Linked DNA regions of Mus musculus: all the other regions are linked to region 5. Evidence: chromatin loops called from intact Hi-C (ENCODE). Cell type or tissue: heart. All regions are shown on one strand.

Region 1 (5,000 bases), 160 kb after region 5:
CTTCAATTTCTTTCCTTGGAGTTTTAAAGTTTTTGGTTTAGGGGCCAGTATTCTATTTCTCTTTTGAGGCTATTATAAACAGAACCGCCTCCCTGGTCTCTTTCTCGGTGTGTCTGTTGGTGTATAGCAAGGCCACTGATCTTGCTATGTTAATTTTGGATCCTGCCACTCAGATGACAGTGCTGACCACTTTTCTAGTTTTCTGGTCGAGCCCTTAGGGTCTCACCTCAAGCGTCACATCCACCAACAGGTTTATTTTTTTTACCTGGTTTCCACTTATGGCTCTCTTATCTCCCTTTCCTACCTCTCTAGCTAAGATTGGAATGGAGAGAGCAGGCATCCCTATCTTGCGTCTGATCTTAATGTATCTGCTTTGAGTTTTTCTCTGGTTAGCATAATGTTGGCTGTGGGGTTGTCTTGTGTGACTTTTGCTATGGTAAGTATGTTGCCTCTGACCTTAGTATCCCTAGGATTTTTCAATCATGAAAGAATGTTATATTTGGTCAAAGGCCTTTCTTGTATCTATTGAGATCGTATGATTTTTTTTTCTTTAAGCCCACTTATATACATTATGTTCTATTCATGGATTCCATATGTTGACCTATACCTGCAGCTCTAAGATAAACAAACTTAACCATTGTGAGTGATCTCTTGGATGTGTGCCTATATTCAGTTTGCAAGTGTTTTGTTGAGAATTTCTACATCTATGTTCAACACAGATAGACACTGGTCTGCAGCTGTCCTGAGGAGTTGGTATGCCAGCCATCATAGAGTCAGTGACGTGGTCAATGAACCACTGTCTGGAATGGAGACAAGGCTCTGCTGGGTGGTGTGCTTGCTTGCTCGGCACACTCAAGGCCCAGGTTCAATTCCTAACACACATAAACTATGTACAGGGATACAGGCCTGTAACCTTTTGGGAGGTGGAGTCAGGAGGATCAGGAGTTCTGTGTCATCCTCAACTATGCAGTGAGTTTGAGGCCAGCCTGAGCTACATGAGGCCAGCCTGAGCTACAATGAGATCCTTTAATCTATCATTTTCCATTGTGATTGTTGCTGTTGTTATACTTTTATAATTGTTGTTGTTGTTATACATATGTGTATATATGTACCATATATATGTGTGTACATATGTATGTGTACATATGTATGTATATGTGTGTATGTATGTAAAATATGTATATATCTTCTAAGAAAGAACATTCCTAAAGAAGCAGAGACCTTTTGGCTCTTGCCAAAAGTGTTTAACATTCAAGAAAGTCCAACTTTTAACCAAACTGGTCCATTTCTGGATTATTTTTAGGGTCAAGGCTATGATAAGTCCTAACACTCAAACATACAGCTCAGAAATCTGTTTATAACATGTTAACTAGGCTGCCGTGTTTGGGAGGGAGAAACAGGGTTCAAGAGAGGGCCAGAGATGGATGGAGTCATCCTTCAGCCTGAGCTGATTACAGCGGCAGGCAGTACCAGCCAGGTCCAAAATAAAACTTCCCTACCCAGGGACAGCAGAACTCACACTTTGAAGGTCCCTTGTGAGAGAATGGGAGAGGGAAAGGCTGTGAGGAACTGGATCCAAGGTCCACTGACATCACCTAAGTAGACAAAGGGACACTGTTTGCTTCGAGTGCTAGAGCAGGTGTTTGAGCCGTCCCAAGGCCATTCCCAAACAAGGTAACACGGAAAGACAATAGGCTGGTGAGGAAATGGCGTGACCATGACCCCTGTTGCTGCCTCTGAAGCCCTTCTCCATTTATGGTTTTGTTCTGGGAGGGCTTGTTCCCTGGAAGCTGAGTTGGGGACAGGGCCCTGCCTCCGTGATATGAAATGCCTTATAGAAAGAAGTTGTTTTCTGAGACCTCCATGCCCCAGAAACATTTGGCACCTTCAAGTTGGGGTTCAAGGCCAGTGTGAGTCACATGGCTGGTTACATGGTTTGTCTTCCGTCTTCAAGTCAGAGTAGCATGTGGCACAACGGTTATGATTCAGGGAGGAGGTGTGGGCAGCTTGATCTATCCACGGTACAATCTGACCCTCCTGTCATGGTCTAAATATGGAGTATCATGCCTTGGGAGCTCAGTCTCTGGCTGGTGGTGTAATTTGGGGAGGTAGTGGAAGTTTAGGAGGACTACCTGGAAGAGGTGGATTATTGAAGATGTGAAAGACATCCTCTCTACTTCCTGGCCACCACATGGGGAGCCCCACCCTCACTCCTGTCACCACAATGTCCCGGTCATTGCCCGCCCATCTTAGTGTGTGAGGGAACTGTGGGCAGAAGCTGTGGGACCAGAGTTCTTTCTACTTTCACGTCGTTTCTCTCAGGTTCTTGTCACGGTGACAAGAGTCTAGTGCAACCAGTCCTTGGAGAGATGAGAACCAACCAAGGACGTCAACATTAAATACCACAATCTCGACAATCTCGGCTAGAGGGATTGCCCAAACAGCAGCATTCGTCACCAAGACAACCACATCCTCACTGTGTGCTCTAGTAACTGTCATCACATGTGAGGCTGTGTTCTTCCCACAATCCCATGTACCAGAGCCTCCCATAACCTGGCCAAGGACACACATTTGGTCTCTGTAACCACTGCTTGGCATCCCCTCTGCTCAAGAAACTAAGGCAGCCGGGAAGTGTGTCCTGCTTGAGTTGCATAGTTGGTCGGGGCTGAGCTCTGGCAAAGCAGGTCTCTGACTCCAGCTCCCCTTTGCAAAGCCTGGGTCATCAGCCGGAAACTGATCCTCTAGGACTTCCCATGGCTTCCTCTCTGCTGGAGCCAGCTCTCTGCTCCTCCCCTCTCCCTTATCTCTGGAACACAGCCTGAGCGCAAAGGAAAAGGGTCTTCACCACAGCCAAGATTCCCATCTGACTTGGAACGTGAGCCAACGCTAGGCTTCCTCTCACGTTCCTGTCCTAAGGAGGCCTTGCCTTCAGCTGCCTTGGCCCCACAGCGGAAGCCAGCACGGAGGAAGATAACGGGAAAGGCTGGGCGCCTGGGGCCACTTCCCTACCAGATGCTAGAACACATCTCCTGTGCGTTCTGACAGGGTGCCTGAAGAAAGGGCTTCCCAGTTGGATTCGTTTCCTAGGGCCACTATGATCCATGTAATGTTTCTGTTGTCCTTAACCTACAAACAAAAACAAAACAAAACAAAACAACAACAACAACAAAAATCCATTCCCTCCTAGTTGTGGAGGAAGGAAGTCTAGAATCAGGATGTTCACAGGGCAAAAAAAATCAGAAGGGCCCTTCCTGGCCCTCCCAGATTCTGGTCACCTCTAGGATGCTGACTTGCAGCCACACAGCCTTGCCCTCTGAATCCTTCCCCAACATGGCTTCTCCTGTGTTCTGTTTTCCTAAGAACACCAGTCATTTAACCAATGAGGTACCATTCTAATAATTCAACATGACTTCATCTTCCAGGCAGGGTCACAGTCAGAGGAGTTTGAGTGTACATTATTCAACCCATCTAGAGGCTTCTATGCCCATCTCCCCTGAACATGAAACCTCAAAACAAGTAGGTGAATACACATCTCAAAGGGCAGAGGCAGCCTCCAGAATCCAAGAAGAGGCCATTGACCATCTGTCAGGAAGGCTTGAGGGAGCTGAGCCTGGCTTCCCATGCCTCTTCCTGCCCCTTCCTTTCCGTGAAAACCTCTCATCCCTCCATAGACCAAGAGCTAAGACTCCTCCATTCATACAGAAGAAGATCACCACCTTCCATAGCCACAGAAGTCTCACGGTGGCTTGCCACAGATAACCTGAGCACATTTCCATACATACAAATGTAACCCAGTGCCCCAAAGCTATGAGGCAGAGGTAGGCCAGGGTGGCATGGGACACTCCATGTCTGATTTTTGTCTATACCTACAGGGCAGCCCATGATGCTTGCCTGCTGAGGTCTACTGGAGACATATTCCTGTAATCCCCAGCGCACACTCCCTCAACCCAGAGGAATTCCCTTCTTGAAGATTGACTAGCAGCTAGTTTTCTTACAGTCACATGACAATGCAGAGGCGCAGGAAGTCCGGGGTAGGGAGTGGGGGATCCTGGCTGGGCCTCTAGATTTTTGACACATGGAGCAAGGCCACCGGTCACTGGGAACATAGAAGGGAGATATTGCCTACAGTTTGTGGGCAATATGGTAAAAAGCTCTTCTCAGCCACACTCCAGCCGTGCTTGCCAGCTGACCTGCTTCCCCAGAGCCCTGCCTCAGGCAGGAAATGGTGTGAGGGTAGATATCAGCCACCAGGCAGGAAGCCCCACCCACAGAAAGGGCAGCAGGTGCCTGGAAAGAGTCCACTACCTTGCTCTGGACTTGCTGAGTGTGAGGTACAGAAGACCCCACCCATCCCCCATTCTCTACTTCCTCTAGTCAAACAGCAGCCCCCTCTCTCCAACTCACACCCTTGGCCATGAGTTTTGCTTCCTTTCTCATTCTAGGCTCCCCCACCCCACCGCACCCCCAGTTTCCAGGGATCCCTCAGCAAAATGACACCCAAAGAATAAAGAATTCTGAGCCAAGGCAAGCAGTGTGCTCTCCCCATCACCTCCTTTTGCCCTGAAAATATTCCTTTATTTAGCTGGCACTAAATTTAGGTCCTGGCCAACAGAATAGAATGAAAGGAAAGCTTACCCAAGCCTCCCACCCCATCCCGTCTCACTCCCACCTTCCCCTGCCCCAGAGAGGCCTGCCAGCCCACTCCTCCATGAGTACCCTTTCACCCATAGCAGAAGACAACCACTGAGAGCCTGGTGTTGGGCACCCTGCGTGTGTGGCTCCCCAATCACAGAGTTACCTCCTCATAATCCCTCAGGGTCTAGAATATGAAATTAAGAAGCATCTGCATATTAATTAATGTTTCTTAGATCTGCACATTAGAGTACTGTTTCTTAGATTGGCTGTGCTTCTATAGCTGGGCATTTTCTGGTTACGGGGAGCTGTTGTCACTTTTATAATTTCACTTCAGCGACAGCATAGCTATAAAAATTAATGTACTT
Region 2 (5,000 bases), 52 kb after region 5:
CCACGACAGGATTCTTCTGCACATGTTTATTGGGAGAGCTTGATAGAGAAGGCGAAAGACCCCCCGAGCCCCAGAACTGGCGCTGCATATATAGGCCTAGGAGTGGCGTGTCTATACCTGATTGGTTGTGCTTTCAGTACCTCATTTACATTCCCCAGGATGGGCTGTGACTTGGCGCGAAACCCTTATGCACACGCGCACATTGGCTGTTTACCCGAACTTACAGCGGTGGCCAGCGGTAGCCATCTTGTAATGGCGTATGTGGCTTCCCACACACACACACACACTCACACATATACTCACACAGTGCATGCACACATGTATGCACACGCACATAAGTATGCTTTTTTAATTTTGAAAAAGTAAACTAAAGAAGAAACAAGAATAACAAGCAGCTTTAATATCCTACTCTGAAAAATATAATAGAAAAATTTTCAAATGAGAAAACTTTGGGGAGCTTGTTAAATGTGAGTATATTACCAACTGCAGATAAAATTTAAAGCACAATTAAAATATCTCAAAAGGGACTTTCTAAGTTTTGAAAGCATTAGTTATATCGACAATTGCATAGCAGATGATCATGGAGATGCATAGTCTGTCTGTGGGGCTCAATCAGCTCCAGCTCCAACGTGTGACAGAGATGACACACACAAAAACTATAGGTCAAATTTAGATAGAAGTAATATTCCAATCCGAATGTACTTATAAATTATCTTAGAGAACTTTCTAGTAACCCTGAGGATAACTTGTTCCATCTTAAGACTGAATGGCATCAATATTAGGCCAGATCTCATATTACAGTGCTTTGTGTCAGTATTTCCCTCTAATGGTGACTGGTGGGCACTAAACATCTACTGAAGCACATTTGAGAAGGCTCTGAGTAGGGGTGAGGTGTGAGCAGAGGCTATGAAACGTGAAAGGACATCACGTGGTGGGGGAGGGTGCTGAGGGATAGAGCCTTGGATGCGTGAGACATCCGGAGGTTGCAGGGGACAGAAAGGTGCAAGGGGGATCAGGGGTCAAGGAGAACGAAGAAAATCAACCAAAAAAGACTTGCTTTAAGATGCCACCTGCCAGTCTAAAACCAGGTATGCTGATTTAAATTTCTAAGTAAGAGTCTCGGGAAAGATCATAAGTGAGGAATGGCTCCTTGCACATCATGGTCACACAAATGGCAGCATTGAATTGGATCAAGGAGCGTGGGGAGCAACTCTGTGGAAATCAGAAGAAAGAACGGTGTCTGCTTGAATTAGTACTCCCCAGCGTGGAGAAGATCCGAGCCACGTCAGAGGCTCTGAATAGAAATGGAAACTACAGCTGTAACTGAACGGGGAAGGTGAAAAGTTCATGCTAGACTGAGGACGATTAAATAACATTAAATAATTGGTTCCCAAGGGGACTAATGCTAAAACACAGAATTAAAAAGAAAGCTTTGGTAAAGGGGACAAATTTAAAACTGCTAAATGCATGCTAGTCAGCAACCTTTCCATACACCCCACGAACAAACTGGATGAGTGGTCTTACTCTCTCATACCATTTCAGTCTTCCAGGGAATGAACACACACACACATACATACACACACACACTCACATGTACACAGACATACACATACACACACTGAACCTGCATATACACACATACACCCATATACACATACAGCTGTGCACATGCACACACATACACATGTACACACATACACACATATGCCCACTGCACAGGCATATACATACTCACACACATATACACTTCACACATGAACACATATATACACATATAAGCAAGCATGTTCACACGCGCACACATACACACACACTCAAAAACCAATAAAATTCAAGTCAAAAGCCAACAGATGAGATAGATTCTAGATGGATCTCTGAAATAACTCGAGGCTAAGAGCTCTTCCAAATGCAGGGTGACACTGGGAGCAGAGCCTGAGATAGAGTTGGAGTGGATAATGGTGGGAACAACGGTTGGTTCCCTGGCCTCCTGGGCTAGCCAGCCCGCCTAGCATCTAATTTAAGAAAGTGACATCATCGCAGGTGTCTCTCCAGAACACAGATTTATAGCGCTCCTGGCTAGCAAAGTTGGAAGGGAGACAAGGGTTTTAACCCTCCAGTTACTCTCTTTGTGGACGCTCAGCTTCTTTATCTTCAAATAAAAGTGTCTGTGTTTCTTCCTTCCCCTTCTGGGCTCTGGCTCTTCACGGAGAAATGTCAGCTTCAGAAGCAGAAGAAAACATGAGGTGATAGACAGCACAGAATGTCCTCGTCTTTAAGACTATAAATATTTGCCTTCTAGAAGGGATCTCCTACCATGAAAATTTCAGCTCTTCCTAAGTCTGTAAAAATGAAGTATGGCACTTAGGATAATTTCCTAAATTCAAGTTGTATTTGCTGAATTGGCTGGTAACATTTGGAAATCAATCTCTTGGATGTTTACAGGAGACCAGTGTGATGAGAGAGGGAGGGGGAGTTCAATTCAAAAACAAAACAAAAGTCAAACTGCCAACTGCTAGTCAAAACATTCAATTCCTGCCAGGCATGGTGGTGTGCACCTTAAATTCCAGCACTTGGGAGGCAGAGTTTGAGCCTAGCCTTGTCTACATAGTGAGCTCCAGGTCAGCCTGGTCTACACAGAGAAACCCTGTCTCGAAACTACATATATCTAGTTCCTAAACATGAGTTATTTAGCAAAGTCAGCAGGCTATACAACCAGAACTCTTCTTTTTGCTAAAAACCCTACATTACTAAATGTTTACAAAGACTTGTGGGAGGTACTTTAGTACCTCTTTAGAGAGGATTGATATAATGTCTCAAGAAACTCAGAGGGTAACTAGAAAAAAGATAAATTAAGAAATCGATAAGATGTCTTTCTGCTGGGTGCCAGCTGTCTGCTGTCGAAATGGGCAAGTTCATGAAACCCGGGAAAGTGGTGCTGGTCCTGGCCGGATGCTACTCTGGGCACAAAGCTGTCATCGTGAGGAACATTGACGATGGCACCTCGGACCACCCTTACAGCCACGCCCTGGTGGATGGAATTGACCACTATCCCTGGAAAGTGACAGCTGCCATGGGCAAGAAGAAGATCGCCAAGTGATCCAAGATCAAGTCCTTTGTGAAAGTTTACAACTACAACCACCTCATGCCCACAAGGTACTCTGTGGATATCCCCTTGGACAAGACTGTTGTCAACAAGGATGTGTTCAGGGACCCAGCTTTGAAACGCAAGGCCAGGCGGGAGGCCAAGGTCAAGTTTGAGGAGGGATACAAGACAGGGAAGAACAAATGGTTTTTCCAGAAGCTTTGCTTTTAGGTATATTTTTGTTTTCGTCATTAAAAATTAAAAAACAAAAAAGAAATAGATAAGATAATTCCTACAAATTAACATTTAAAAAAACAAATAATTCTGTTTTAAACGTGGAAGAAAACAGACCCAGTCAGAGTAAATGAATGGGCTAAGCCCCACAGTAGCTCACTCAGCTTTAGTTAGCAGAGAAATGGAAATTGAAATTACAGCAAGGTGTCACTCCACAGCTGTTAGAATTGCTCACATAAAAATGATTGACAGCATTGGGCAGGATGCTGCATGCATGCCTGGGACATGCATGCATTGCTGGGGGCAGGATGCTGCATGCCTGGGACTTGCATGCATTGCTAGGGATGGTAAAGAACAGCAGCTAAATGCACATCTATCCCCTCTGACCCAGAGGCTTCATTTCTAGAATGCCTGAGAGAAACTGTAATATCTATATAAAGACATATGCAAAGGTTTTATAGATGCTTTTATTTACTAAGATAAAAAAAATGCCCATTGACAAGAGGGTGGGAGACAAGACATTGAACAGTAAAGGAACGGGTTACTGATGAGTGAATCCACAACCCACCTGGTGGTTCTACAACAACAAAGCCAATGGAGTCAGAAAGTGGCTGCCTACAAAACTGTGTGTGGTCAATAATTGACTGCAAATGTACAGCCAGGAAAGCCTGTGGGTGGTGGGCATGTCTGGACCTTAAGTGAATGGTTGTTGGACAGTTCTAAGACTGTCCAGTTTATCAAGCTAAACATTTAAAAATGTGTGCTATATTGTGCTTTGGTTATACTCTGATTTTCAGATGCTTAGAAAATGTAAAATTAGAAATAGTAGTTATTTGTACAGAAGGTTTGCATTGTACCAGCTTCGAGATCCTTCAGATTGGTAAATACCATAGAATACAAGTTTACCAGTAAGTTCTTGTCAAAATATTGAGAGAGGACACAGTGAGGCCATTTGCTCTGTGGAGATAGGAAGCCACCTCTGGTGACTGTAGTACAATGTCTGAGACTCAAACCAAAGTCTGAGAGGAGCCACATCACAGGCTTCTCCACACTGGCTTACAAATGCCCTTTTGGGGGACCTCACATCCAAAACACAATTATCATACAAGATAGAATGTTAGACACAACACAAGATGTGCAGGGAATATTTTAAATGAGGCTTAAACTGAGAGTGAGCTCTTACATCCAGCAGAATAAGCCAGCTGAACTAGGACTTGGATCTATCCTTAAGCAATACAGCCCCACATGAGTGAGGAGGTTAAAACTGACTCTGTGACTTCAGATACATGGACATCTCTAGTGCAACACTAGTTGCTATATTGAGATATATTCCTTGTTTTAATTCTGTCATTCTAATGGGTAGTTTGAGAGGACAAATTAAAAGGAGTGTGTCCTTCCCCCAGCTTTGAGTAGGCTAAACAAGGTTCCCCCCTCCCATTTTAATTCCCTACCAGAGGTTGAGGAGTTGACCACCTGCTGAGCTTGCTTTGCAACTCAATCCAGTTGAAAGAAAGGATAGGTCTGTGGGGTTTGCCTATATAAAAGCAGAGCTAAAAATTAAACTTTGAGCCTTGATCAGAAACCTTTGTCTTGGCTTCATCCTTCTCTTGCCCACCCATCCTTTTTCATTTCCAGCCTCCCTTTCAGGTGCCCAGTTCAACCAAGGCTGCTGGACAGCTACATA
Region 3 (5,000 bases), 240 kb before region 5:
CCCATGACTTCGCAGAGAGAAATACTATTTCCTAAAAATGCCTTTACCTCTCCCGAATGAAACGCCATGTTCTCTCTACCTCAAATTGCCAAAGCAAGGCAAGAGTACCAGAAACGTGCCTCACAGGGCTTTAGGCAGAGTGGCTAAAGGAAAGGAATCCCACACAGAGGTGATGATGTGCCAGCTTCACCAGCCCAGAGTGTCTGCAAGTCAAAGAACTCATTGATTTATTTACTGAAACACCCAAAACTCCAAGCTTATTTCCAATCCAAAAATCCCCCTATGGGGACTGTCTCATGACTTCAGAGGACACTGCCCTGTGCTAATTTGAGGTTTGTCCCAGAGTAATTAAAATTGCAGCCAACAGACTCAAGACTTCTTTTCCCATGTCACAAACAAAGCCATAAAATCATCTTACTACTTGATCCAGGAAAGCTCACAGAAAGCTGATCTTCAAGTCATTCACCACTCAAGAGAGACAGCTTTAACAAGGGACATTAAAGAATTCACTGGAAGTCATTTCTATTGTAGGGAGAGACACACTACACACATGTGACACAGAATTCACACATTAACAGAGTCCTAAAAAGAGCAAGTAATTGTCCCCAAATGTATTCAAAAGATAAAAATGCAATCTGACTTCAAAGGTGACTTCTTCACACACATGGGTCTTAAACGAAACAGTGTAATGCGTTGGAGAGTTGTCCAAACACATTCCACCTTCTGCAGGGCAATCTCTTCTTTCCATGCCCTTTAAAGCATTGATTTGTGGAGTTTGATGAACCCGAATAAGCTTCTACTCAAGCTATCTAAGATTTACACAGAATATTCTAATTGTTCTGAAATATAGATAGAATTAAAGAGTCTAGAGCAGAACCCCAAAAGCAGCATTTGGTGTTGTAAAAATAAGTCGTTTCTACTCATTTATCCGAAATTAGAGTCTATCAGACACAATGCTAAAATCCCCTCTAGGTCACCATATTGCAGCTGGCCCTACTCCTTGGGTCCAGGGAAAGAAAACTCTCAGACGGCAGCCTTTGGTGTGAGCCTTACTGGATTACAGGATACAGCCTGAGACCTGAAAACTGCATGGACCTCTGAAACACAGTTTCCACGGTACATATAATCAGCTGGCGAAGGTTTCTAACCTTCTAGCCTCGTCTTTATTATGGGCAAACCCCAATACTCATGAGTTTTCAGGCTAAGCAGAACCCTTACTGGACAATAGGTCACTTGCCATCTCTGTGCCACAAAATTAAAGACACAACGAATAAACACACTCTTTGGCTTCCTTTGTCTATACAGACTGCTGGCTTTCCTCATTCCTACGAATGTCACCAAAGCCCGGTGGCCTGGAATGTAGTTTAACAGACCCACCATCTCCCCGTACAACTAATTCCACAGATTTCTGTATCGGTATCAGCTGTTTGTATCGACCAGGCTGCGTTTAGTTTTCAACCGGTGACCCGTGCGGCTTTGTCTCGACACTAAACTTTACCAGTAAGCTTTCTTCTCGAAACATGTACAAGAAAACACATAGACCCACCTGCAGCAGAAAAGAGACCAACAGACCACTGCTTTACAGTCCCCACGAACCACGCAACACTGGGAAGAAAGCTTGCAGTACACAGAAAGACAGGTGTTTTATTTGTGATAGACACATTAACCAACACACCCAATTACCACCATTCGAGTTTTGAGGCGCCCGATTCCTCTCGGCATGGAGGTCCCCACAATTCAAGCCAACATTCGTCCATCCTGTTACCAACAGCCACTGAGTGTCTCCTCACTTCCACAGGGACATGCTGGCATGCCTGGTGGTTTGGAGTCCCCGATGCGTATCCAAATGTTCACCATTGACAAGACCATCTCTCTGACCCTGCCCTCCAACCTCTGTGGTTAATGCCTCGTATCGAACCCACATCCAGACACCGTTAGGAACAGGTAAAGAAGCTGAAAATTCAGAAGTGCTCCAAAAAGCCTTCACTGAAGTAAATCCACGGCGCTCAACAGTGAATTTAGGAACCCCAATTTTTTTCTGAGTTTGAAGTTTTTAAGCCTTGCGGATGGTCTGAGTAGGAAAAAGGAAATTTACTAGGCAGCGCAAAGGAAATCTTGTTGTCCTCTATTGTGGTGTGGGGGGTGTTGCCCAACCCTAACTTATCTGCCTTGATAAAGGAAGCCCAGCGCAAGAAAAACAAGATTTTGTCAAATGTAGAGGAACCCTCTCCTTACCTTAATAGTGCTGGCCATAATGCAATCAAGTTTATTGATCGTTAATAAATGTTAATAATAATTATTGCTTCTCTCTGACCAGAAAGTAGTTTTGATGAGGTTGTTTAGAGCGGATGAGATTGTGCTAAGTCTGGGAAATGAAGTCAGCCAATGGCAGGAAGAGGTTTCTATTGGTCCTGGCTGCCCAGCCCGAAGAAACAGGATATTTGGGAGTGGAGAGATAAGAGACCCTGAAAACAATGTTGTTTTTCTTGATGATATGCAGCCAGGAGAAGTTTTTTAATTAAAAAAAAAAAAAAGGCATCAATTGGCTGAGGCCGGGGCTGTCACAGCAGGTGTGACCTGCGTGACTCTGGGTGACAGGCTGCACCAGAGCAAAGCAGGATACAGATGTGATGGGGCTCTGCATGGCTGCACATGGGAGGGTGCTTGGGTGCCTGTCCTTTACATCGCCCCCTCCCCAGGAACGCCACCAGCCAGCACAGAGAGCTGAAGCTAACTAGGACCTAGTACCTATGGCTGTATGGCCAATTTGAATCGAGGTAACCAAGAAAACTAAAGAAAAAGAAAAATCAAATCAAGATCTTGTTTTCAAATGCTCATTAAAGGGGCTGGGGAGATGGCTCAGTCTGTAAAGTGTCAACTATGCAAGCATGGCTCCTTGAGTACCATCCCCAGAGCCCACAGACAAAAGCTGGGAGTCGTGCACATACCTTCAACTCTAACCCTGGGGAGTCAGAGACAAAGCAGATATCTGGAGCTCATTAGCTGGTCAGCATATGCCAATCAGCTGGTCCCAGGTAAACATTTGAGGAATAACATCCAGGGTTGACTGGGGGCCTTCACATGCATGTTCACCTGAACCAACATATATGCCTATATACAGGTATACATATACATACTACATATGGTTATATGTGTTCATGAGTGCACACACACACACACACACACACACACACACACACACACACACACACACCAAATAACTAGATTCTACATTCTAGAACATACATCCCTCTGACACCCGTGTTGTGGACCATGGATTCCAACAGAACTCTGAGCTTAAGAGAAGAGGCCGGGAGAAGTTCTCATAAATGCATAGAAGCCAAGCTTCAGGTTCAGTGCCATAGCTCGGCTTTCCCCTGAAGGATGCTGAATTGACACAGCCCTTAACATTCCTTTACAGGATTTCAGGCCTTTAATTACTCATTTTCAGGAAATTACTTGGTCTGTGGAAGAAACAACAGTTTGCTTTGAATTGAACCACATGAAAGTTGGACCCGTCACTTGGTCTCATGGGGACCCAAGCAGCACAATGGACCAGAGCCTGAGTCATGGACAATTCTTGGTTACTGGGTAGACAGGCAGTGAACTGAACTCATTCAGACTTTGGGCCAGCTCTGCCACACACCAGCTCCTTTCTCTTATTTGCCCCTGGTCCACCTCCACCCCTTAAGTTACAATACACAAAAGAGGAGAAAGAGAGGAAAAGCAGGTGGAGGTGCTGGGGTGGGTTCTGACGACCCCCTCCTGCCACCTGCCTAGCATAGTCAGGGGCTATGGGTTCAAATCCCAGCAGTTCAAAAAATGGGGGTGGGGAGATGAGGAGGAAAGGATCAGGGTGAGGAGGAGGAGGAGGTGGGAACCAGGAGAGGGATGTTAAAAGGCAAGAAAGAAAAATACATAAGAACTCTAATTCCCAGTTCTGATGGGAGGCTGATGGGTTGGTTCTCAGCGCCTTTGAGAGCATGTTGATTCCAGGCTCCTTTTTATCTCTGAACAATGAACAAGATGTCAGGCTGATTAAAACTATGTTTCCCCTAAAATTTTCAAAGTTCTGAGTTGTTTATCCCAGCAGCTTCCTACAAGCCCTGAGAAATAAAACAAAGTAACCAAAGCTCGGAGCAGAGCACCTCGCTGTGTTCTTGGTTTTGTTTTCTTCTCTCCTAAGAGTAGATCCATCTGAAATGTTAACTGCTGATCCTGAAACGTAACAGGATCCACTGTGTGGATTTACCAGGTGTGGGATTTTAAAAGGCAGACTTCTTTGCAATAAAATAGCCACGGACCCACCGGGATTCTGCTGTGTCCTGTGGCGGTGGTAACTCCCTCTTTATGGAGTTTTAAAACCCGCTGTGATCTGCCCAGAATTCCATCGTGCCTGTCTAGGCCAAATCAAACTGTCAGGTCAGTTACAAGACAGAGAGACACACTTACACACTTAAGATTTCTGGCTTCTTCACCAAGTGCCCAGCCCTCCAATATTTATACACATTCATTTATGATTGGATAAAATACTCTCTTATTACAGACTAGATTATTTGCTTGAGTAATTATAAAAAGAAACCAGACACTATAATTATTTGCTCTATTTTCTAAAGACTCTAGCCATACCTCTCATTGTGCCTAATTTTGATCTTAAACAAAAGTCTGAACCATGATCAGCTAGCATAATAATTTGGGGATCAGAGGTATAAAATTTGCCACGGGATTCTAAAATGGCAACTCCCCTATTTAAAAAAAAAATCCCTGGTTTCAAATGACAAAATGCTTAGCCAATTTTTTACCTTTAAACAGAGTAATTTCTGATGCCATTAGAACAAGCACTCAGGCTGGCTTCCCCAGATGACTGAATGCAAGGGCTCTTCCCATAAATGTCAACTGACTATTGGTAGCATAAAGCGCTCCTATGAATTACAACACCCCATGCCACTTCCCAAACCTTACCCTGGGGAGTAGAGGTGGGGGAGCTCACTTTATCTTTC
Region 4 (5,000 bases), 240 kb before region 5:
TATTATATATGCCTGTGTGTATGGGTGTACATGTGTCTATGAATGTATCTATGCATATGTATATGCTTATATGTTATATATGTCTGTGTGCATGTGTGTGCACGTGCCTCTGAATGTGTCTTGTGTTTGCCATGTCCTCCAGCAGGTCCTTAAGAAACAATCAAATTACCATGTAAGGAACTATTGCTTAACACGTTCTTGGAGTGGTTAATACAGCCTTCAGCCTCTTGGTTGATCTGAACTAATTTAAAGCAAGGAAATTGTTATCACACACTCAATCCTCAACTTTCAACACCCATGCTGCAATTTCCTTCACTGTGAGGCAGGCATCGGCTCAGCTCTGTGGGTTCCAATGAAGCAACAATTCCAACACGCATGACTTCCTCAGCATCCAGAGCGCTCTCCGGTTGTGCTAACCCAGCCCATTCTCATCCCCGAGTGCCCGGGATAGTAATGCAATTGTCACAGACCTTAAGTCTGTTCAAGAACCACTCGTGTTTTTTTTTTTTAAAAAAGACTAAGAGAGATATACTTATTCTGACACAATAGTTTAGCTAGAAGCAACTTTTGTTGTTGTTGTTTGGTTTGTTGGTTTTTTGTTTTTTTTGTTTTTTTTGTTTTTTTTTTTTTTTTGAGACAGGGTTTCTCTGTGTAGCCCTCGCTGTCCTGGAGCTCACTTTGTAGCCAGGCTGGCCTCGAACTCAGAAATCTGCCTGCCTCTGCCTCCCAAGTGCTGGGATTAAAGGCGTGCGCCACCACTTGGGTGACTATGCCTCTATACCAAAGGATCTTGGACACAGGACTAGGTGTGTGTGAGCACAAGTGTTATTTAGAAACCCTGTTTTGCTGCTAGCCACCTTGGGGCTTGTTCTGCGAAGGACACACCACTGAAGATGTGCAGAGGCCCTTGGCCACACTTGTGGGGACTGTGGCACAGTTCCACCCTCCTCGGCCTCAGACTCTCATCACAGTACTGCGATTGTCAGCACCATTCCACAACATTATCTTAGGCTGTTGAGATTAACTTGGGTTTTTATCACTTTCCAGAACCTCAAACGACGTTTAAAAGTGTATTTGTCTCCCTTCTATGATACTTGGTATCATTTATTGAACTGTAATAAACTGGTCTGCAAACTGTTTCTTTAGGACCAAGGAAATGCTCTGATAGTAACAGGCACCTGCTGAGCCGCCCTGGCAGCCTGAGTACCCACCTCAGGAACCCAAGTAAAGGTGGGAAGAAGAGAATCGAATCCACAACGTTGCCCTCCAACTTCCACAAGTACACACACGTGCCTCCAAACGCTCTCCTACCTCCACTTCCACACACAAATGAGCAAAACTTTTAGACCCAAATTATTTGTATAACAAAAATAAAGATAATATGTTAATGGTAAGCAATGGTGCAATGATGTAACTCACGCCACGGAGATTTGGAGGCACCCGTGTGCAAGGGTAGCTCCTCCTCTTTCCTTCTTTAAACAGCCGAGGTGGCCTTGCTTTGTCTTGACCTGAGTCAAGTTAATTTGGTTATCATTTGCTAATACATGTCTATCACAAACGGAATCAGAAATGAAGCTAACATTTGCCATGAATTCATTCCCATTTTCTCACACCTCACCAAGCAACCCATAAACTTAAGGGACTCAGAGGCCAGGTTTGGAGTCACCGTAGCAGCTGCCCCGTCACTCCCAGGCTGCATGCTACCTCTCTGCATGTGCCCTATCACTTCCCACTGCAGAGGTGAGGCCCCCATGTGCAGCCGGAATCCAGGTAGGCTGTTTCTCTTCCAGCTGACCCATGTGATGATCGGCTTCTGCGACAGGGTCTCACAGTGAACCTGGGCCCCAGAGATAGCCTGGGTTTTCGGGATGAGCCCCAGGGATCCTCCACTCTGCCCCCAGCCCACCACCCATCATAGTAGACACTACCATGGATGGCTTCTAGTTTAAATGCTGGGGACTGGAAATCATGCCCCTGTGAGCCATTTTTATCCACTTTATCAACGGAGCCATCTTCCCAGCCCCTTTCTGATAGGCAAGTAAAATCCAAGATTTAAAAAACGCCGCATTTCTCACACATTGTGTGTCCCTAGTAGATAATATTCTAGCCTTCATTTATAGTTATAAGAACAGTCCTATGTGGAGAGTTGCAAGAAGTAGTCACCTACTGTCTCAGGAGGGGCACTTCTATCAGCTCCTCAGAAGCTGGAGTCTTGGGAAGGGGCTTCCCTTTAAACTGCTGGGATCTTGGACACTAGAGGGCACTACATGACCCTCTAAAATGCCCAAAAAGAGCAAACACTATGTCTGCCTAGGGCTTGCCATGAAATTCCTGAAATAATTGTTATTATCCCACAAAGCTGTCTTGGTTTTATTCACCAACAAGGAAACCCAATATTCATCACCTATAAGAGAGAAAAACTTTGAATCAGCATATTATCTACAGATTTTAAAACTTAAAACTAAGCATAATCCAGACATTGTGGGTCACACTATAACCCCAGAACTCAGGGGGCAGAGACAAGAAAAGCAAAGATTTAAAGTCAGCCTCAGCTATACAGTAAGTCTGGGGTCAACCCAAGTTCTACGAGACCCTGTTTCAAATCATAAAACAAAACAGAATTTTATAAATGTATGTTAGTCTTCCTGAAAATAATTTTAATGTACAATCTCACTGACACTCGGCCCAGACAGGAGGTTCTCAGCAGCGTCCTCTAAACACGAGGGGACCTCTGCGACTTACCCTGTCTTCATTTGTACCTAAAATAAGCAGAGCATTTTTGTTTCTGCTTCTACATGAGCTTATATATCATGAGCTGGTGAGGTCAGCGGGTGAGGGTTGTTTGCCTGGGTCTAGGCTGTGGGTGGAGTAAGTGTGGACAGGCTCTGACCAGCTGCTTCGAAGAGGCCCAGGTATGATCCTTACTGCATGTTTCCGACTCCAGCTGCCAGCAGAGCCCAGGGGTGCTTTCTCTGCTTAGAGTGGGGCAGCCAAGGCAGGGCTTCATTCTCGCTGCTGTCACTGTGACAGGGAAACACACAGGGCTCCTGAGTGTGAACAGCATCACATGATGGAAAAGACCTGGACACCACAGCCGAGTGTCATAGCAGCCTGAAGAAGTATGACCACCAAGGCACACAGTCAAAACACACACACACATACACCAGAAACAGGGAAAGGCTGCCTGCCCCATCGTCCCCCAACCGTCTTCATCTGGGGTGTTCAGTTGCAGACCTCCAGATGTTGGGTCACTCTAGAGGAGGGCTTTTTGAGCAAGTACTCTGACTAAGGCATTTGGAAATAAGATTTTTTTTCTAATGTACTCTGAGGACTTCCAACTCTCTATCACATGAGGTCCCCTTCTCAGTGTCCAAACCATACCCAGCGGCAAGTGGACATGTAACATGCATGGCACACGTATGTGCACGGTACCCTACTTTCATAAGCATGCTCAGCTACACTATTTGTTATCAGGGATGGTTTCATATGTCCTTATAGACCAGGAACATGGAGCAGTCATTGCATTTCTAGGCACTGACCATATCACCATGGCAACTGCATTTCCTAAAATGGTCCATCTCAAACCCTTCTGAAAGCTGGCATCAATTTTGCTCCATTAAATAGTGGTACCTGCCTCCCTCCCATCCCCTCAGGTCTCTGACAGAGGTTCAGTTATCAGACTTCCAAAGCTACCTCTGCCTGTTTCCTTGGCAACAAGCATTCATAAACTTCAGCCTTCATTGAAAGAAAAAGGCCAACTATGGAAAGATGGGGTGGGTGTTCTTATCATTATCCCTGCATGACAGTTTACACCAGACCCCAGAGCTAAGTGAAGAAGGCTTCCAGAGGACTCCAGCCCCAAACGCCAGTTGACTACAACCTTCTGCAAGACAACGGGTTGAAGACTTCCTCTCCAGCATCAGTCCTATGATGTGATATGAAGTGATAGTTGTAGTCTTGAATGATTTATTGAAGCCTTAAATGCCTAGAACACTATGAGACCAAGTCTGGCTTCCACAAGACGTTTGTAACAAGACTGTTGCAGCAGAAGGAGCCTTCCTATGAGAGGTCTATCAATCTTTATTGGCATTAGCTACATGTTAAGCATTGGGCCAGGCTGCTCTGAAGGTGCTGAAGGTGCTGAAAGCAAGGGAAATGTTCTTGTACAAACAGAGTGAAACTTCACCTATCAGTTGGAGGGAAAATATGTCAAAGTCGTAGAGGCATTTTAACTCAAGAGGAAGGAGAGAGACGTGACAGTCATTAATTCCTCTCACTCCACAGCTATCCATCAATGACGCTGGTACCCCAGGGCTACACCCTCATGTCCTCAGTCCTTACCCAGTGCCAGCAGTTCTCCTGGACCTGGTTTGCTGGTTGCTCATCTTCAGGACATCCTTCCTATGGATACCAAGTTACCTCCCCAAAGAGAAGTGGGAAACTCTCATGCCCACAGAGGCAATGATGCCTGATGATCCATTACCCTGTGTGTTGGTATACAGAAGAACTCCAATGTGGAGAAAAGGCTGCCATTTTATTCTCTGAAACACTGGGGACTCTTTCCCTCATGGCCTCTAAGGTTTCCACGGTGTTGTGGGGGCTCCACCACACACACACACACACACACACACACACACACACACACACAAAAGCAAAAACAAAAACAAAACTGGACTACACTTAGAGGCATCTGGAGGAATCTAATGATTAGTCTGGCTTCACTGTGGGCAAAGGCAGTGTGTTCAGCTACACACAGCCGGTCCCCATTTCACGAAACCTAGCAATTGTAAGAAAGAGTCTAACCAAACTGGAGGTTTCCTGAAAGATAAACCGTCTTTTGTTTTTCTTTAGCAAGTCTGTCCAGCTGGCCTAGAACTCTTGAACTCAAGTGACCATCCGGCTCCTAAGCAGCCCTTACTGTGGATGTCTGCCACCTCAGGGCCCATCTCAAGGCTACACTAACAAGTTTGGGAAGCAGTAAGGCTCTGGTTCCAGACAGC
Region 5 (5,000 bases):
AGGCCGACAGACTGGCGAGAGAGGATTGGTTTGGAAAGGCGTGGGGTTAGAAAGTCTGCCATTATCTGTTCCTTGACCCCAACACCAGTGGGATTTGTGAATCAGTTAACTACTCCATGACGCATTCCAGGCCATACTCAAAATGGGGTAATTCTACCTCCCCACACACTCCAGGCCCTTACTTGCCTCTGCTTTCCCACCCTCTGGGTTCAAAGGGCTCCACTCTGTGTGTGATCCCCACAATCCAACCTCAAGGGGCAGGCACTCAAGCCCCACTTCCTTTTGTCCTCTCCACCTCACACCGTGTTTGCAGAGTGAATATTGTACACCTCAGACTAAATGTTTAACTTGGAGCTGGGACCCCGCCCTCCCACCCCCCAAGATAGAGCCTTTGAGCCAGATCACAAGGTAAACACAGCCAGCTCTTCAGCAGGCTGGGATGCACGGTTTCTGAAAAGGATGACTTAATGGGTTAATCATTGTTTCATAATTATGCCCAGGTCCTAAAGAACTCTGCATTTCACTCTCTAGGTAATTCATATGCTCTTTCATATTGTCTCCCCTTCTGTTCAGAGGAGGGTTGGTTACATTTGTCCTCATGCTGCTCCCACCCCCCACCCCCTACAGTCCACCTGCTCGCTCCTTACCAGCTCCTTACCAGCTCCAAGCCAACGAGCCTTCCCCAGCCTCCATTTCCTCCTAACGCCATTGACTTTTGATCTCAGAGCAGAAGGAGTGCGCTTTTATTAGATTCAATTTGCAGAAAGGCCCCAGCTTCCCTGTGAATCGAGCCATAATAGTCAATGAATAATCACAGGGCTCAGCCAGGCTAGGCTTTAACTCCGGCTCAGTAACTAGGAAACCACCCAAGAAGAGGAAGGGGTGGGGGAACCAAACAGAAAAGGTAAATGTGTATCTGTTATGTTCCTGAGTATGTAACTGATCAAGGCTGAGGTGGGCCAACCACAAAGCAGAGGCCTGTCTAGCTTATGCTTGGGATCCAGGTTGCCTCCTCCAGAAGGCCAGGCAGAACACAAAGGTGCCTGACGTCTGTGAGAGCTCGCTGGTCTGCCATGCGTGCTTCTAGCCGCTGTTGTTTTACATTAGGTTTCCACATACTCAGACCTGACAGGTTTGGGGTGGCTTTCCTGAATACCTTTCTTCCTCTTCATGTATATGACAGTTTTTTCCCCCAGAGATTTTCCTAAAATGCTCCTAAAAGAGAGTTTAGAAAAACTTATTCAGGAATTTAGAGCCCGTCCCTACCAAGTTCTCAGCCCTGCTGATAAATTCTTTTACAGGTTTGCTTCATCAGCTAATCAAAGTTTAATGACAGGGGTGCTGTGACACTTGGGTACTAACTTCTTTTGTAGCTTTTCTGCTCAGCATTACCAAGAGCTGCCCTCCAGCCATCAGCCTGAGCAGCCCTGAGAGGCTTGGCTCAATAAGGCCTTTGTGGACCAAAGGAGTCCTCGAATGCCCACGGTCTCAGGAGCAGAAGTGATGGAAGGAAACAGTCCTGTTTTGGGTATCTGAACTTCAAGAGATCACTGTGTGTACCAAGCTTCTCAGATACGTGGTCAAGGCGTGAAAATACTTGCAGGGAGATAGGGCCAACGGACACACTCCTTCAGACAAGTCAGTACCTTCTGCTATGTTTTTTTTTTTTTTAAGTTAGCATATGCTGTTCCGTGTCTCCATGGTAACGGGACAGGGACTCTTTCTTCTATTTATGGAGTTCCTCCTTGACCTGGGTTCTCTGGTCTGGACCTGAATACACACTGAGAAGCCATGAGGAAATATCAATTCCCTCTGGACCTAGCTGTTTTAGCTTAGTGGATTAGGCCTTGACTCCTGCAAAGGTGATACACTGGAGAGAAGTATCAGGTGTAATAGTATCTTGATTGGCAATAATTTCAGATGGGGAGTTGCCATGGAAACCAGGAACCCTGCGGTACCAGAGAAGCTGGGGTCTTCCACTCCCTTCCCGGCAAGGCTGTCCTTGTAATGTACCAATCGTCAGTCCCGTGGCCTTGCCTGAGCTTGCCATTTGCAATTTCATATGCCATCTCTGGTAACAACCTAAACTTGAGAAGGAACGAAATAATATTCAACGTACACCTGTGCCTACGGATGAATCCCACAGGTTTCCAACCATGGACTCAACGCCTTCTGACCAAAAAGGAAACCACTCTTTGGCTTGTGTTTTGACCATGAGTTTGGGAGAGTCACGCTGGACTTGACATGTAGTTGACCTCGTAGACCATGTTAAGTAGAACACAGTAGTAGCCTTGAAGGATTTACTAAGACTAATAATAGATGGCGCCTAAGTGCTCGGCCAAGTCGGCGCTGAGACTCGGCTCAGCCCTAGGGGGCGCCATCCGCACCGAGGCAGTAGGAGGGGCCTCTCCAGAGGCAAGCGGCTGCGCCACGTTCTGCTCTTCCACTCGCGACTCCGCCACCCGCCCACTTTGCGACTCCCTAACCCCACGTATGAGTCTTTCACGACGAAGGACCAGAAATCAGGACCCACACGTAGCTCCAAGCACAGGGCAGGCTCCACCGCAGAAGCCTAACCACCCAACCCAAGTGCCAACAGGGCCCCCAGCTCGGACCTGCAGACAGCCTAACGCGGGCGGATACGGCCCTGCCTTTCTAGCTGGACCTCCTGGGCATAACGCCCGAACCGGGCTCCAGGAGCAGGGGCCAGCAGGCAGGCGACAGCGAGCTGCAGGGTCGCAGAGAAGGGCCCGGGAGCAGCGTGGATCCGCCGCTGCCAGAGCGCGCTCTCCTCCCACGCCGGCCTCGCGCTCGCTCCTCCTCCGCGCTCTCTCCGTCACCCCTGCTGTCCCCTCCCCCGGTTCCCTCCGGCCCTCCCCCAGCTCCAGAAGAGCGCGCGGCTAGGAGATCGGGCTGGTTACTTCCTTCACCGCGGCGTTGAGCACAGAGTGGACACCACTGAGGCCCGTCAGTCCCCGCCACCTTCCCCGGCCCCGCGCGCCCGGATCGGCCCTACGGCCTCGTCTCGCCCGGCCTTGCGCGCCGGGACCGCCGCGATCTCCTCTCCCCGCCGCCCTCCGGCTGGCCCTGCCTGCTGCGGCGCGGTAAGAGCGGCCCCTGTGCGCGATGGTCCTCAGCAGAGACTCCGCCCGGGGTGGGGTGTAGTGCGGGCGGCCCCTGATCCCGCCGGGCCATCGCGCGCCCCAGAGCCGCTCCGGCTGGTTCCTAGGCACCCAGTGGCCTCGGAGGGGGACCCAGGCATCGGGCAGGGCGCGGGCAGACCGCTTTTGTTTTGGGGAAGCCAGTGGTCGCCCCGTGCGGTTCCTGCCCGGGGTGCGCGACTGCGTTTCTCGAGAGGGCTTGAGGCACCTGGAGAGGTGGCCGAGGTAGCCCCAGGTTCGGGGTGACTTGAGTTGGGGAGGCGCTAGGCCTGGAAGGATGTGGGGGTGTCCGGATCATGGAACACCTGGGAAGTTGCGGCTCCCGGGAACGTGTCACCTGCTTGGCCAGGTCTGGGCTCCCCTGGGCCCTGGGAAGCCAGTACGGGATACGGTCCAAGTAGGGGTGCTGGTGGCTGCTCTGCTTTTATTTTCTCCTTAAAGCATATGAATGAAGGGGTAACCTGAAGCGTTTGCGTATTTGACTTTTTTTTTTTTCTAATTTACTATTTAATCTCATAAGACTTGTACTAGCCTGCACTCAATTTCAGGGGAGCCTAAAATAGTAGTTGACTCGCTACTTATTTAGAAAGTAAAGCGGTGAGCAGTCCTGGTTGGAGAGAGGAGTCATTTAATTCGCCAGTTGAGAGACTTGCTCCCGCTGTGGAAGCTCCTGTCGGTATCTGCCTGCCTACACCACCGCCAATCCGGAGATACATCTCAGTGTTAAGCTTTTATTAAAATCTGAGTAATCTCGCAGTGCAGTTAATGTGAACACCGTGCATCCCACAGGGAAATAGCCAAACTCTCATATATGGAATTAGTCATTCATTTCTCTAAACTGATTGCTAAGCAAAAGGCAAACCAACCTTCAAAGGGTTTTGTCCTTTTATTTTATTTTTTTAACCTAAATTTATCTAAATACAAACTCATGCTCTCTTATATAAGTGATTACCTGTTCCACTAAGGATACAGTTATCCATGAAATTCTTGTTTAAAAACCTAACTATTCCCAGTTACTACATTTCTGCCATTTTCTCCCATTTCTTGTTACTATTTTTTTTTTTTTTTTTAGCCCATCACCAGTACCAAAAAGTCTAAACTTGAAATTGATTTATCTAGAGTCTTGACTTGTCCCAGGGGTTAGCAAGCACATCCAGTCGGATAAATGAACTTAAATTTGATTAGCCGTGGGTCTGCCTGAAGCCATTTAGTGGAGGGCTTTAATTCTACATTCTTTTTTTTTTTTTTTTTTTTTTACAAAACTCATTAAAAGCCAGGCAACAAAGGAACCCTGTTCTGCAGCCGGTAATTACAGCATTTATGTGGGAGTGGGAGCCTCCCTTTTCTGCTCCTGTTTGTACACAAAAGGCAGGGGAGCTCTTCCCCAACCTCTGAAGCTATTCTCTGCCCATCTCAGAAGCGAAAAATCACAGAGAAGTCCTCGAGTGTCTGTACACTGGGGCAACAGAAAGCACTGTCCGACAGGCCCTGGAGGAACCACGTGGACACCTCTGCCTCTGCTGCTGGTTTTCTGCGGGAGGCTTGTGTTTAGTCAACAGGTTACAGGCTACAGGGCTGACTCCATCCAAGTAGGCGACATGAAGTTCTCAGTTGGCGAGTGTTTCACAGGACTGAAGTGTGACAGAAAGGCCTGGTTTGCTCATATTTGTGTGCTCTCTGCTTCAGTGGGGTGGGGTAGGGAGAGCCCACTCAGGCATGGTCAGGATTTAAGGCCCTACTGATCTGAGGCGTAATCTCCACAGACACCCCCAAAGGAGTGTGTAGTCTAGGCCGGTGACTCAGTTGTCACCGGTCCTCAGTTGCCTCAGAATAAAGTGA

What was found. Peaks named below come from ENCODE experiments on the same cell type or tissue, not always from the same donor. Only the 100,000 strongest peaks of a DNase experiment are listed, where the experiment ranks them.
Region 1: it touches region 5 in a loop (5-fold over the local background); 5 of 42 quality-filtered maps call a loop at or near these places.
Region 2: it touches region 5 in a loop (2.9-fold over the local background); 12 of 42 quality-filtered maps call a loop at or near these places.
Region 3: it touches region 5 in a loop (7-fold over the local background); 4 of 42 quality-filtered maps call a loop at or near these places.
Region 4: it touches region 5 in a loop (2.1-fold over the local background); 4 of 42 quality-filtered maps call a loop at or near these places.

What each region holds. Positions count from the first base shown.
Region 1 is chr16:95,858,602-95,863,601 of GRCm38, forward strand. The region is part of intron 1 of 1600002D24Rik (RIKEN cDNA 1600002D24 gene); the gene reads right to left. Among named protein-coding and RNA genes, the nearest start is that of Gm32130, 59 kb to the left of the region's middle. In heart, no CTCF peak of the experiment used is centred here; DNase peaks (open chromatin) are centred at 1,710, 2,870 and 4,170; H3K27ac peaks cover 3,594 bases.
Region 2 is chr16:95,751,398-95,756,397 of GRCm38, forward strand. It overlaps the pseudogene Gm6599. Among named protein-coding and RNA genes, the nearest start is that of Gm41509, 44 kb to the right of the region's middle. In heart, a CTCF peak has its summit at 2,092; a DNase peak (open chromatin) is centred at 1,284; H3K27ac peaks cover 315 bases.
Region 3 is chr16:95,456,993-95,461,992 of GRCm38, forward strand. All of the region lies in intron 2 of Erg (ETS transcription factor), which reads right to left. Among named protein-coding and RNA genes, the nearest start is that of Erg, 71 kb to the right of the region's middle. In heart, no CTCF peak of the experiment used is centred here; DNase peaks (open chromatin) are centred at 2,529 and 3,549; H3K4me3 peaks cover 2,338 bases; H3K27ac peaks cover 2,092 bases.
Region 4 is chr16:95,464,486-95,469,485 of GRCm38, forward strand. The region is part of intron 2 of Erg (ETS transcription factor); the gene reads right to left. Among named protein-coding and RNA genes, the nearest start is that of Erg, 63 kb to the right of the region's middle. In heart, a CTCF peak has its summit at 2,261 (motif pointing right); no DNase peak of the experiment used is centred here; H3K27ac peaks cover 472 bases.
Region 5 is chr16:95,699,541-95,704,540 of GRCm38, forward strand. It overlaps Ets2 (E26 avian leukemia oncogene 2, 3' domain), which reads left to right and starts at 2,867. Exons shown (of 10, transcript NM_011809.3): 1 at 2,867-3,104. Gm31989 (a long non-coding RNA gene) reads right to left here and starts at 1,308. Exons shown (of 4, transcript XR_876298.3): 1 at 659-1,308. In heart, a CTCF peak has its summit at 2,372; DNase peaks (open chromatin) are centred at 2,401, 2,861 and 4,701; H3K4me3 peaks cover 2,976 bases; H3K27ac peaks cover 2,214 bases.